Linked DNA regions of Homo sapiens: region 2 is linked to region 1. A link is a contact called in ENCODE Hi-C or POLR2A ChIA-PET data. All regions are on one chromosome and are shown on one strand. The core of a region is the stretch at or near the end of the contact, and the rest is flanking DNA. Distances in the headings are between cores, read along the strand shown. Region 1 holds the start of TP53BP2 (tumor protein p53 binding protein 2). Region 2 has its middle 15 kb from the start of DEGS1.

What was found. Hi-C counts contacts between places; a loop is a spot of excess contacts on that map. ChIA-PET counts read pairs that join two places held with the same protein, here RNA polymerase II (POLR2A). Pooled maps may share reads with other maps.
Region 2: a loop to region 1 is called in a pooled map, with 4 times the contacts of the local background. The contact joins the enhancer-like site here to the promoter of TP53BP2 in region 1. A Hi-C loop is called at or near these places in 7 of 50 pooled maps. POLR2A ChIA-PET finds 5 or more read pairs at or near these places in 2 of 52 experiments (HEK293T and activated naive CD4-positive, alpha-beta T cell).

Annotation. Positions count from the first base shown.
Region 1 is chr1:223,841,226-223,848,550 of GRCh38, forward strand. TP53BP2 (tumor protein p53 binding protein 2) reads right to left here and starts at 4,722. Exons shown (of 18, transcript NM_001031685.3): 1 at 4,429-4,722. The coding sequence starts at 4,455. RefSeq lists a silencer at 4,550-4,859.
Region 2 is chr1:224,164,542-224,171,956 of GRCh38, forward strand. No RefSeq gene overlaps it. Among named protein-coding and RNA genes, the nearest start is that of DEGS1, 15 kb to the right of the region's middle. RefSeq lists enhancers at 4,580-5,549, 5,550-6,519. Within about 2 kb of position 4,595, at least 9 of the 41 ENCODE cell types and tissues checked have a DNase peak (open chromatin) inside an H3K27ac peak, as active enhancers do.

The sequences.
Region 1 (7,325 bases), core at 3,472-5,971:
GAGTGGTGAGACTCCGTCTCAAGAAATAAATAAATAAATAAATAAAAGAAATATTTTGCACATTTCTAAAAATAGATTATTTGTTTAACAGCCTTTGATAACTGTAATTCTATAAAGATAGGAACCTCTCTTTAGGGACCTAATCTAAACTTTATTCTGGAATAAAGCCTGATCTAAGCTAATTTGCTACACTATTACTCAAGCAAAAAGAATTCTTTCAGACCATGATATAATCATACAAATAAAATGTTCCAAATACATAACTTGAAGTCATACAAATATAATGTTTCAAATACACAACTTGAAAGATTTTTAGTTTCAAAACACAATTTTGGTTGTGTTTTGTGCAAATCTGTGCAAATAAAACCAGACCTTTGTAAATAATAATACAAGTATTTAAGCAAAAGTTAAGCTACTGGTCTGTAGAGCTGCACACTTTGCAGTTATGCTCAGAAATATACAAATCCTACTGATCAGGTGGTCAAACTGCTAAAGGAGATACTGTAATATCCCATTTTTTTCCTAGACCCTCAAAATTAGAAGCTCAAATTTTATTCTGCAGCATCATGAAATAACTAGAAATAATTATGCCTCTGCAGCACTGAAAGATAAAATGCCATAAACTTAGGAATTAAACTATGATCACTTCAACTGAGCTTTTTAAAATAAGCCATTACTTTCTCTTTCTTTTTTTTTTTTTTTGAGACAGTCTCGCTCTGTCCCCCAGGCTAGAATGCAATGGCTCACTGCAACCTCCGCCTCAAGGGTTCAAGATTCGCGATCTCGGCTCACTGCAACCTCCGCCTCTAGGGTTCAAGATTCTCCTGCCTCAGCCTCCTGAGTAGCTGGGATTACAGGCACACGCCACCACGCCCAGCTAATTTTTGTATTTTTGGTAGAGATGGGGTTTCACCATGTTGGTCAGGCTGGTCTCAAACTCCTGACCTCGTGATCCACCCACCTCGGCCTCCCAAAGTGCTGGGATTACAGGCGTAGCCACCGTGCCCGGCCCAGCTATTATTTTCTTAAAACCATCTATATAAGGGCTATATGATGACATCGGTTTGACTGCATTGTCATACAGTAGCCACCAGGCATGTGGCTATTTAAATATAATTAAAATTAACTCAGGTTCAGTTCTTCAGTTCCCTTGGCCACATTTGAAGTGCAGTAGCCACATGTGGCTGGTGACTGCCATGCTGGACAGCAAAGATACAGAGCATTTCCATTACAGCTGGACATTCATGCCAAATATACAGCATCTCCAATGACCAAGTGACAGGCAAATTCAAGCCTTCTGGTCTTCCAGGTGGCACTACCAAATACTGTGTAGTTTTGTAAATAATTTTTTAAAATTTATTATTTCAACAGCAGGTACAAACAAAAATTTTTATGAAACTATCAGCTGAAAAGAGCAGAGAGTAGCTTTTAGAGTTAGCCAAGCTCTTTCTTAAGAACACATTTTTGTTTTGAGCATAACACTTCACAAAATCAAAGTAGTGAATAAAAGATATCTAATGTAATTTTCAAACGACTAAGAATTTTTGCTTTTGGTAACTGCCTCCCTTTACATGAAAATCAAATACAACATGCGGATCACTAAAAAGCCAAACTCTCAAAGTGCAAATAATCTCTTCTTTCATCAGGAAAAAGATGTCAAGTATGAAAGTAAAACCAGTTTCTCCTCGGCAAGTTGTGGAAATATCATAGAACTAGAGATACTAACAATGGCAGGTATCTGAAAGTGAGAGTAATTATCAATCCCATTTCTGCAGTACCCTATCATTATCTCTACTGTGATTTGCAGAGCTTGCTACTTATTTTTAGTTAGCCTTCTAAAATACATCTTCCACTTTTGGTTTTGGATCCAATTATCACTTCATGTCCCACATAAAAGAAAACCACTTGATCCTGTACCATTTGGTGAGAAAACACATGAACACAATTTATTTGCACTTTTTTTTTTTTTTATGGAGTCACTCTTAGTTACCAGGCTGGAGTACAGTGGTGCCATCTCGGCTCACTGCAACCTCCACCTCCAGGGTTCAAGCAATTTTGCCTCAGCCTCCCGAGTAGCTGGGACTACAGGCGCACGCCACCACACCCAGCTAATTTTTGTATTTTTAGTAGAGACGAGGTTTCACCATGTTGGCCAGGAGGGTCTCAATCTCTTGACCTCGTGATCCGCCCGCCTCGACCTCCCAAAGTGCTGAGATTACAGGCATGAGCCACCGCTCCTGGCCTATTTGCACATTTTTAATATAATGCAGTCTAAATAGTAAACCATTATCTTCAGAATGCCTTTAAAAGCAAATCAAGGGTTGTACCTAATGCCACAGAACTGTACACTTAAATATAGTTAAAATGGCATATTTTATTTTATGTATATTTTACCACAATAAAAGTACATCAAGGCAATTGTCTACATTCTGAGACTATCCATTTTTTTACACTAAATGGCTTTTCCTGATAAATTGGTTAGAATTTTCCAAAGCAATGTAACAAAATTACATTTATGTTGGAATAAAAATCCAAGCATATGAAAAGCCAAAGATGAGAAATATACTTAATAAAAGTTTTATTTTCAAATATCCAAAATATTACAGTATAAAGACACATATAACATGAGTCTACTAAATGAAAAATTATTTCATATTTTTATATATCACAAATCTGAGAATCTCCACTTTAACCAACATTGGAAATTCAGAGGCGTTTATCTACCGCCTATTGCAAGCTAGACACTGTACTAATCACACTTCCTTCATAAACATAACTCTAATCCTCAAACCACCCTAAGAGCTGAGTACTATTATCCCCATTTTACAGATGATGAAACTGAGGGACAAGTTTTTTTTAAGTGGCTACGTCACTAAAGGTAGTAGCTGAGCAATACTGAAGTGTTAGTCTGACTTCAAAGCTGGTGTAAGTGCCATCATACCACACTGAGTCTGTGTTAGGATTGTATTCTGACATCAGAAAGGCAATCAGAAGAACCATACTGCTAAATTGAATATAGTCTCAAGAGCCACATAACGTTTTATGAATTCGGCTACACAACGGATACCTTGGTAGGGTATCTCCAAAGGATACCTTGACAAAAAACAAGGAAGAAACCATATAGCAACAACTGATACGTGTTTCTCTTGCTCCTACTGTTAGGAAAAATTCACAGACAATCCGTACAAGTTACTTCAACACAAAGAAATGTAAATCCAGGAAATAAAAATCTTAACAGCAAAATCCATCACCCTTATCTATGGTCCATTATTTCAATATTGGGTATTCACACTACAAACCTGATTTCATAACCAGGCATTAAACTAAAATAAGATGCATAATGCTATTAATACTTTCAAATTCCTTGAATCCTGGCAGGACAAAATATCCCAAACCCTCTAAACCCAATTACTAATTCTAGTGAATTGTTAAGTCGACCCAGTGAGAGTTTGGGACGCCCTCCATGACACAAGCAGGGGGCCAGGGAACAGCATATTATACTCTGTATGTATGACTGCAAACTTTGTCATCACTCCATTCCACAGACTTCATAAAAGTAAAAGCTTTTTGTTTCTTTGTCTGAACAAATGGAGCCACAAGCATAGGATGCCTGCAAGATGTCCCCACTTCAGTGGGAGAGGTGCAAATACAACTTCCACGAAGAAACTCGCTACTGAAGTCTGCAGAAGCCACCGCAACACACCGCAAACCTCCATTCCGCGATCGCTGAATGACAGAGACATTTCTGAAATGTCTCAAACCTGCTGTTCATCTGTGGCCTGGTGGCCGTGTCAAAAGCCTGCGGAGCTCCTAAAGAAGGCACTAATCCTCTCCGGAGGTCTTGCTAAAAGCTGTGGGAAACGAAGGGAGCCAGGCACGTACGCTTTCCTGCAATCTAAAACTTCCGAGATTGCATTTACCAAAACCCCTTTCCACAAAGAGGTAAGGGTGACTTAGCTGCTACTGTGGATATCAAGATCGAAATTCAATTAAAAACAAAGCAAAGGTACCCGTTCCAGTAACGTATGTTTCACTCCAGTAAAAAGTAAAAAGACACAGCAAAGAACAAGGTCCCCGGTTCCCGTATTCTTGACCTTCAAGAACTGCAAAAAAGTCAAGACCCAGTGAAAGACGAAAAGTTTGAGTGGCTGCTGGGCTCGCGGGCGGCTCGCCTGACTCCGGAGCAGCTGGAGGAACCCGCCTCGAGGTTAGGGTCTCGCCGCGCCCCCACGACGGCTGTGGGCGCAGAGCCCAGAGGATGGAGCCTCCCCTTCCTGAAACCCGCTCGAAGCTCGGAAAGCCCCGGCCCCTCCGCGCGGGCTGCGGCCCCCAGGCTCCTTCCCCGACGCGCCCGAGGGCGCGGACCAGCCCCCGGCACGCGACCCCGCACACTTCCGGGCCCGACGCCCTGGCCGCTCGCCCACTTACCGGCATCATCTTGGACCCGAACCGCATGGAAGCGGGTGGCCAGACTGCGGCCCCGGCCGAGCTGAGGTGCCCCGGAGGGTCGCGGATGCGGGGGAGGGGAGCGGAGAGCGAGGCCGCCCGGACCTGTTGCGAGGCGGCGGCGGCGGCAGCGGCGGCGCGCGGGTCCGAAGGGCCCTCCGCGCGGGCTGGGGCACCAACAAGCCCCGGGCTCCCCCGCCCCGGCCGGGCCCCCTGACGCGGCTTTGTCTCTTCGACGCTCGTGACGGTCGGGGCTCCCTCCTCCGCTCCGAAACCAACTAATCCCGGGTCGGGCCCCAGCCGAGCCCGTGCCGGCTCCGCCCCCCGCGCCGACCCCGCCCGCGGCGCGCCCGGCGGCCTGGGGGAGGGGCGGCCGCGGGAACGGGAGCTGCGCGCGCCTGCGCGGGCCCGGCTGGGTAGACGGGGAGCGGCGGGAGCCGGCCGCCTTTTCTTTCTTCGCCCCGGACTGAAGTGCGGTCGGGGCCGCGCGGCGGAGCGGCTGGAGCGCGCGCCTCCTAGCGGAGCCGGGGCAATTGGAAGGCCGCGCCTCAGGAAAACAGGATGGTAGTGAATGGCACCGAGCCGCCCCAGGGCTGCCGCCGTCACCTCCTCGGCGGCTCCGAGTCGTGCGAGGCAGGGGACCCTTTGCCTTCAGAACAGGGCGCCCGACGTTGGGCGCGTGGACAGAGTCCTCCGGCGGCCGCGCCGCTGGGCCAGGCGGAGAGAGGCGGACGGACTTCAGGGGAGGCCCGGGCCACGCCGCGGAAACTACCCGACTCCCTGGAGGCGGCCAGGACCGACCCTGTCCCGACAAAATGGAGTTCCCCGTGTGGCTTCAGCTCGCGGCGCGTTCCCAGAGCTCCTCAGTGATCCGGCTTTCGGATTGTTCGCCTTTCATCTCATTTGCCGTTGTCCAAATTCTAATTTAAAACTCATGTGTTACTTGCTGTAAGGTTAACAAACGTACACCGCAAACTGGATAAAGGGATAACTTTTATGTTGTGTATGTTTTACCACAATAAAAATAAATTTTGTAAAAATGTGTCAGGCAGCATTCTGAGGAGCTTCCCTGGGGGGTGCTGGGAACACCCTGCAAACAGCCTCCGATACGGGGAGCCGGTGGATACCATCCTTTTCCAGGGAGGGAGGCCAAGGCCTAGGGAAATGGCAGGGCTGCCTTCCAAAGAGTAGCAGAGCGGGTTCAGGCTTTTATTCCACCTTCCAGAGAGACACATACTGCGGGAACCCTAACTCCAGGAAGCTTTGTTCTAGTAAGTTGTCAGTGCAAGTTCACTCAGAATCACTTTTCTCTGCCTTTATACATGATTCTAGAACCTGAAGTGGGGTAAATCCCCTGGGTTTATCTAGTATCAAGAACAGACAATTCTTTCTTAGCCCACCATATCCCTTACCAGAATCTCCATCGAACTCCCTATTGCACCATCCCAGATACTGTATCTGGAAATACTAAATTACGGTTAATTCAACTAGAATTTAACGTTCTCGCCCGGGCGCAGTGGCTCACGCCTGTAATCCCAGCACTTTGGGAGGCCGAGGCGGGCAGATCACCTGAGGTCAGGAGTTCGAGACCAGCCTGGCCACGTGGTGAAACCCTTGTCTCTACTAAAAATATAAAAATTAGCCGGGCATGGTGGCGCATGCCTGTAATGCCAGCTACTCGGGAGGCTGAGGCAGGAGAATCTCTTGAACCTGGGAAGCGGAGGTTGCAATGAGCAGAGATCACCCCACTGCACTTCAGCCTGGGCAACGAGAGTGAAACTCCATCTGAAAAAAAAAAAAAGAATTTAACGTTCTCAAAAAATCTGGTTTATAGTCTTGTTTTCTTAAGAGGGTTATACTGAGTTAAGCAAAATAAATTCATCCCTCATTCAGTAAATATTTATTAAATACCTGCCACTTGGTAGATATTCTTCTAAGTCCTAGGGATACATCAATGAACAAAAAGTTCAAAAGACAAGTGTAGTTATTGTGAAAAAAATAGAATAAGGTAAGAGAAGGGGATAAGGTGTACAGGTGCAACTTTAAATATGGTGGTCAAGGTAAGCCTCACTGAAAAGGCGGTGTGTGAGCACAGTCTTGAAGGAAATGAGGGTGTGAACTCCACAAATATGAAGGAAGATTTCCAGGCAGAGGGAACAGCCAACGCTAAGGCCTGATATGGGAGCCTGCCTGGCAAATTCTGGGACCATCAAGGAGGCTAAGATAGCTGGAGCAGACGATGAGGGGAGAGTAGTAGGAGATGAGATGGAGTGATATGAAGGGCCAGACAAGGAGGGCCTTGTAGGCTATTCTAAGGACTTTACCTTTGCTCTGAGTGAAATGGGGAGTTATGGAAAGGTTTTGAACAGAAGAGTGATGTCAGCTGACATATTTTAAGAGCTGCTGTGGAAAACTGAAAGTCAACAGAGAACAGTAAGAAACTCTTGTGATAAGCCAAGCAAAAGATGGAAGTGGCTTGCTCAAAGGCGATAACAGCGTCTATGGCAAATAGTGGTCAGGTTTTGGATATATTTTCAAGTCCAAACCCACAGAATTTCCTGACAGATTAGATGTGGAATATGAGAGAAAGAAGCCCAAATTTTTGTCCCAAAAGATGGAAGTTGCCACAAACCAAAATGGAGAAGACCATGAGTGGACCAAGTTACAGAAAAGAGGAGATCAATTGGGAACATGTTAACTTTCAGAATCTTAATAATAAAAGAAACCCTAATACTGAAATTTAGCACGTTTGTGGGAAGCAATAATTCTTTTTTCTTTTAACTTTTAGGTTTGGGGCTACATATGCAGGTTTGTTACATAGGCAAACTCGTGTCACAGGGGTTTGTTGTACAGATTATTTCATCACCCAGGTATGAAGC
Region 2 (7,415 bases), core at 3,345-5,844, 320 kb after region 1:
AGACAAGGGGAACATGCTTCCCTCCGCAAGGCCAAGCCAAAGAGAATTAGCTGGGGTGGGGTAAAGAAGAGAGGGCTAAACTGCTTGTTCTTTCTTTGGAGAGTTGGAGCAAGCTTACAAGAAAGTGCTCTTTAGATAAACAGTTTCTGTAACTCTACTGTAAGAGGACACTGCCTGTTACAGTGTAGCCCATGGATCAACAGCCTCAATCACCTAGGAGCTTCTGTGAAATGTAGAATCTCAGGCCCCATTCCAGAATCAAATCTGCATTTTAACAAGATCACCTGGTGATTAGTTTGCACATTAAAATTTGAGAAATGCCACTGTAAGGCACATTTGTCATTTTGAATCTAAATGCTAAACAACCCTTAGCTCCCTATATTTAGCAATAACAAAGAAAATGGAGAGAGAGAAGAGAGGAAGGAGAGTAAAAGGGAGGAGAAAGCAGGAAGAAAATACAAAAGTTAGTATTGGTCAGGGACAGTTCTTGAAACCAGTAGAGGTCATGACCATCAGCCATCCCAAACAGAAAACAGTTTCATCGCCTTTGGTGTCTTTTTTTTTTTTTTTTTTTTTTTGAGACGGAGTCTCCCTCTGTCGCCCAGGCTGGAGTGCAGTGGCGCGATTTCAGCTCACTGCAAGCTCCGCCTCCCAGGTTCACGCCATTCTCCTGCCTCAGCCTCCCGAGTAGCTGGGACTACAGGCGCCCACCACCTCGCCTGGCTAATTTTTTGTATTTTTAGTAGAGATGGGGTTTCACCACGTTAGCCAGGATGGTCTTGATCTCCTGACCTCGTGTTCCGCCCGCCTCTGCCTCCCAAAGTGCTGGGATTACAGGCTTGAGCCACCGTGCCCGGCCAGGAAATTTATATTACAATTCCCACCAGTATCAATCCAGTCACTATCATTTGAGAATAAAGAAATTATTTTTAAAAATACACTTTGGGAGGCCAGGGTGGGAGGATCGCTTGCATCTAGGAGTTCACGACCAGCCTGGGCAACATACCAAGACTTCGTCTCTACCAAAAACAAAAATTTTAAATTTAAAAATTAAAAAAAAAAAAATTAGCCAGGCTTGGTGGCATACACCTGTAGTCCCAACTACTTGGGAGGCTGAGAAAGGAGGATCGCTTGAGCCCAGGAGGTCAAGGCTGCAGCGAGCTGCCACTGCACTCAGCCTGAGTGACAGTAAGACCCTGTCTCAAAAAATAATAATAAAATATCCATCAATAGGAGACAGGGTTCATAAATTGGGATATATCCTTACAATAGAATACTAGGCACCAGTAAAAATAAGAAAATTATCTATATGCTAAGAAATATTTCTGGCCGGGCATGGTGGCCCATGCCTGTAATCCCAGCACTTTGGGAGGCCAAGGTGGGCAGATCACTTGAGGTCAGGAGTTCAAGACCAGCCTGGCCAACATGGTGAAACCCCATCTCTACTAAAAATACTAAAAGTAGCTGGGCATGGTGGTAGGTACCTGTAATTCCAGCTACTCGGGAGGCTGAGGCAGGAGAATCGCTTGAACCCGGGAGGCAAAGGTTGCAGTGAGCTGAGATCATGCCACTGCACTCCAGCCTGGGAGACAGAGCGAGACTACGTCTCAAAATGAAAAAAAAAAAAAAAAGGCCAGCGTGGTGGCTCATGCCTGTAATCCCAGCACTCTGGGAGACCGAGGTGGGTGGGTCACCTGAGGTCAGGAGTTTGAGGCCAGCCTGGCCAGTGTGGTGAAACCCTGTCTCTACTAAAAAATCCAAAAAGTAGCCAGGCATGGTGGCGTGTGTCTGTAATCTCAGCTACTCAGGAGGCTGAGGCAGGAGAATCACTTGAACCCAGGAGGTGGAGGTTGCAGTGAGCTGAGATTGTGCCACTGCACCCCAGCCTGGGAGACAGAGTGAGACTCTGTCTCTAAAAGAAAAAAATATATATGTATTTCCAAGACTGCTAAGGGAAATAACAAAATACAGAACAATATTACAGTATACTAACTTTTGTGAAAAATAAAGAGGGAAATAATATAGAGTCATGCTGAATAACCACATTTCAGTCAACAAGCAGCAGCATATTTTATGACAGTCCCATAAGATTATACTACCATATTTTTACTGCTTCTTTTCTATGTTTATGTGTTTAGATACACAAATACCACTGTGCTACAAGTGCCTACAGTATTCAGAACAGTAACATGCCATACAGTTTTGTAGTCTAGCATCAATAGGCTGTACCATATAGCCTAGGTGTATATAGTAGGCTAAACCATCTAGGTTTGTGTAAGTAAACTCTATTATATTCATACAACAAAATCACTTGATGCATTTCTGAGAGCACATCCCCATCTTTAAGCAGTTCATGACTGTACTGCTAAGTAGTGGCATGCATATGCATAAAGAAACTCTAGGCCGGGCACGGTGGATCATGCCTGTAATCCCAGCACTTTGGGAGGCTGAGGGGGGCAGATCACTTGAGGTCAGGAGTTTGAGACCAGCCTGGCCAACATGGCGAAATCCCACCTCTACTAAAAATACAAAAATTAGGCAGGCATGGTGGTCTGTGCCTGTAGTCCCAGATACTCAGGAGGCTGAGGCAGGAGGATCACTTGAATCTGGGAGTCAGAGGTTGCAGTGAGCTGAGATTACACCACTGCACTCCAGGCTGGGAGAAAGAGTGAGATTCCATGTCAAAAAAAAAGAAAGAAAAGAAAAGAAAAAAAAATTCTAGAAAAATGCACAGGGAATCAATAACAGTGGTTATATTTTGGGGTTTGACAACATAACAACAGGAACAGGAGCTGGGAGGAGCTTATCACTAGACACCTGTATGTTTTTCTATTTTTTTTTTGAGACGGAGTCTCGCGCTGTCGCCCAGGCTGGAGTGCAGTGGCGCGATCTCGGCTCACTGCAAGCTCCGCCCCTCGGGGTTCACGCCATTCTCCTGCCTCAGCCTCCCGAGTAGCTGGGACTACAGGCGCCCGCCGCTACACCCGGCTAATTTTTTGTATTTTTAGTAGAGACACGGTTTTACCATGTTAGCCAGGATGGTCGCGATCTCCTGACCACGTGATCCGCCTGCCTCGGCCTCCCAAAGTGCTGGGATTACAGGTGTGAGCCACCGCGCCCGGCCATGTTTTTCTATTTTTAAACCATGGAAGTGTATTCAACAATTAAACCAGCTGCTATAGACTGAAAGTTTGTGTCCCCGCAAAATGTATGCCTTGAAGCCTAATCCTCAAGGGGAGGAGACTAGGAGGTTGGGCTTTGGGGAGGTGATTATGTTCATGAGGGTGAAGTCTTCATGAATGGGGTTAGTGTTCTTTTAAAAGAGACACCAGGCTGGGTGCGGTGGCTCACGCCTGTAATCCCAGCACTTTGGGAAGCCGAAGCAGGCGGGTCACCTGAGGTCAGCAGTTTGAGACCACCCTGGCCAACATGTGAAACCCCATCTCTACTAAAAATACAAAAATTAGCCAGGCATGGTGGGGTGCACCTGTAGTCCCAGTTACTTGGGAGGCTGAGGCAGGAGAATTTCTTGAACCCAGGAAGCAGAGGTTGCAGTGAGCTGAGATCATACCATTGCACTCCAGCCTGGGTGACAGAGCGAGACTCCATCTCAAAAAAATTAATTAATTAATTAATTAATTAAATAAAAGGGACCTCAGAAAACTCCTTCACCTCTTCTGCCATGTGAGGTTATAGCCAGAAGACGGCCATCCACGAACAAGGAAGCAGCCCCTCACCAGATACTGAATATGCCAGTGCCTTGATCTTGGACTTCCCAGGCTCCAGAATTTTTTTTTTTTTTTTTTGAGACGGAGTCTCTGTCACCCAGGCGGGAGTGCAATGGCACGATCTGGGCTCACTGCAACCTCTACCTCCCGAGTTCAAGCGATTCTCCCACCTCAGCCTCCCGAGTAGCTGGGATTACAGGCATGCGCCACCATACCTGGCTAATTTTGTATTTTTAGTAGAGATGAGGTTTCTCCATGTTGCTCAGGTTGGTCTCAAACTCCCGACCTCAGGTGATCCACCCACCTCAGCCTCCCAAAGTGCTGGGATTACAGGGGTGAGCCACCACGCCCAGCCTAATTTTTGTATTCTTAGTAGAGACGGGTTTTCACCATGTTGGCCAGGCTGGTTTCGAACTCTTGACCTTGTGATCCATCCGCTTTGGCCTCCCAAAGTGCTGGGATTATAGGCGTGAGCTACTGTGCCTGGCCAGACTGTTTTCTTAAAAACCAAAAGCCTGGGAAGAAAAACAAAATATCTTGCAAATGTATTCTCAATCCCAGTCAATCCCCTGCAAAACTCAGACTCTGGAAGAATGAAAGCTATGCGCTCTTTTCTCCACTCATTCATATTGTTGGCTTCACACAGATAGAAAAAGCTACTTCATCCTGCAGAACTGCTCTATCAGTTCATGGTGTTTTCCTGGATCCTGGACCCCTGCCTTCCCCACCATGAGTCACCTCTGGATCGAGTCCATCTTCTATTTGGGATTTGGAACCAGACAACCTTTGTCCCTTTTTAGCCTCTGCTGCACTCTAAGCTGTGTGATCTAAGACACGTCACTCACATTCTGGAAGTATTCGCTTCCTCATACATGAAATGGGGGAAATTTCTCTAACCATAAGCCTGCGGTTTTGATTTCAGTGCTCACTAGTTCAAGACTTTTCTTCTTGCCTATGCCCCTTCACCCTCTTCCTTTGTCAATTTCCTTTTTCATAAGCTGTGGCTGCTGGTGAGTAAAATAGTCATCTGAGTACAACTGCTTTTGCATGAGCTAGACTTGGAAGGGTGCAAATGGAAGCAGATTCATTTCTTCTCAGTAACTGCTCTTTTAGACTGTCCTGTTGCATTGTTCTGCCCTGATCCCAGAAGGAATCTCAGGCAGATCCCAGAGCCTTGTAGACTCTCCTGGTCACTAACAAATTAATCACCTTTATCCAGTTATTAAAAAATCCAGCCCGATCCGAAGAAAGACTTTATTGTCTCAATTGATTAAAGCTTCTTTCCTCTTTTTTTTCTCTTTTTTTGAGACGGAGTCTTGCTCTGTCGCACAGGCTGGAGTGCAGTGGTGCGATCTTGGCTCACTGCAGCCTCCACCTCCCGGGTTCAAGCGATTTTCCTGCCTCAGCCTCCCAAGTAGCTGGGATTACAGGTGCCTGCCACCAAGCCCAGCTAATTTTTGCATTTTTAGTAGAGACGGGGTTTCGCCATGTTGGACAGGCTGGTCTTGAACTGCTGACCTCAGGTGATCTGCCTGCCTTGGCCTCCCAAAATTCTGGGATTACAGGCATGAGCCACTGTGCCCTCCCGCTTCTTTCTTCTTTCTGTAAGTCAGGCCTGAGTTGGACTTCGGAGAAGCTTTGAGTTGGGCTTCTCCTTTTCAGTGGAGAAGGGCAGGAAGGAGGATGTCTTCCATTTATTCTCTTTGCTTTTCCTCCTCCCCCTCCTGCAAGACTCTCTGCTGTCTAACTCAGTGGGGAGGAGAGACAGAATAAAGAAAAAAAATCTGCATTACTGGTATGGTTGGAATCTGTCATGTGTGTCTCTTGGTTGAGGCAGAGATCACACTTTGGGGCTGTTTTCCCCAAGGCATTTTCCACTGTTGTTGTTGCTTTCTTTTTCTTTTTTTAAGAGATAAGGTCTTGCCCTATCACTCACTACAGTCTTGAACTCCTGAGCTCAAGTGATCCTCCTGCCTCAGCTTACTGAGTAGCTGGGACTACCATGCCTGGCTAATTATTTTTATTTTTGATAGATGCAGAGTCTTGCTACATTGCCCAGGCTGGCCTCAAACTCCTGGCCACAAGCGATCTTCCTGTCTTAGCCTCCCAAAGTGCTGGAATTACAGGCATAAGCCACTGCTGTCAGCCCTCCATTGGTTTTTAAATAATCTCCTCACGGGTTACCTTCACCATGAATTTTTCTTCCAAGTTACCATACAGCTGACTCATAGGAACCCCTCCTTAGCCCTAGGTATCTGGTGGTAAATGTTCTTTCAAAAAGAAGCATTAGGATGCATGACCTATGAGGCCATAGACAGCAACCAAATCTAGCCCTTGTCAAACGGTTACACATCTGGTCCACCTATACCTGATCAACCTGGCAGAAAAGCTACTATCAGCAGAGACCCTCTGTCCATACTCAGTGACCACGGACAGCTTCTGATTTCCCCTCACCTTTAGGCATGCTCAAGTCCAAGTCAGGTACCAGTCCCTGTGTCTCTCCAAACACAAAAGTCAAGTTGGAGGAATGGTTCTGAGAAACTCTTCACTTGGCTGTAATTAACAAAGCAACAGTTCCTTCTGCCACCAGAGGGTGTGCAGCAAGGATGGGCAGCACAACCTGCTACCAACTCTCTCTAAAGAAATTCTTTTCTCTTTTTTTTTTTTTTTTTTTGAGACGGAGTTTCACTCTTGATGCCCAGGCTGGAGTGCAATGGCGCAATCTTGGCTCACTGCAACCTCCGCCTCCCAAGTTCAAGTGAGTCTCTTGCCTCAGTCTCCTGAGTAGCCGGGACTATGGGTGCGCACCACTGCGCCTGGCAAATTTTTGTATTTTTTTTAAAGACAGGGTTTCACCATGTTGGTCAGGCTGGTCTCAAACTCCTGACCTCATGATCCGCCCTCCTCAGCCTCCCAAAGTGCTGGGATTACAGGCATGAGGCACCACACTCAGACCCCTTGCCCTCATTTTTGACAGATAGTTTTGCTAGACACAGATCCTTGGTTGATAAGTTTTTTCTTTCAGCACTTTGAATACGCCATCCCACTGCCTTCTGGCCTCCACTGTTTCTCATGAGGAGTCACCTGTTCATCATATCAGGGTCTCCTTTTCGGTGATGAGTCATTCTTCTCTTGCTGTTTCAAGATTTTCTCTTTGGCTTTCAGAATTTTATTATAATGCATGTGGGTGTGGATCTCTGTCTTGTGTTCATTCTACTGGGGTTCTTTTTTTTTTTTTTTTTTTTTTTTTGAGATGGAGTCACGCTCTGTCGCCCAGGCTGGAGTGCAGTGGCACAATCTCAGCTCACTGCAACCTCTGCCTCCCAGGTTCACGTCATTCTCCTGCCTCAGCCTCCTGAGTAGCTGGGACTACAGGCGCCCACCAACACACCTGGCTAATTTTTTATATTTTTAGTAGAGACGGGGTTTCACCGTGTTAGCCAGGATGGTCTTGATCTCCTGACCTCGTGATCCGCCCACCTCAGCCTCCCAAAGTGCTGGGATTACAGGCGTGAGCCACCGCACCCGGCCTCTACTTGGGTTCACTGCATCTCTTGGATGTGTAGATTAATGTTTCCATCAGATTTAGATCATTTTAGATATATTTTTCCTTTGTTTTTTTTTTTTTTGCCCTTTTCTCTCCTCTCCTCTGGTATTCCCATCAGCTGTATTTTGATGAGCTCAATG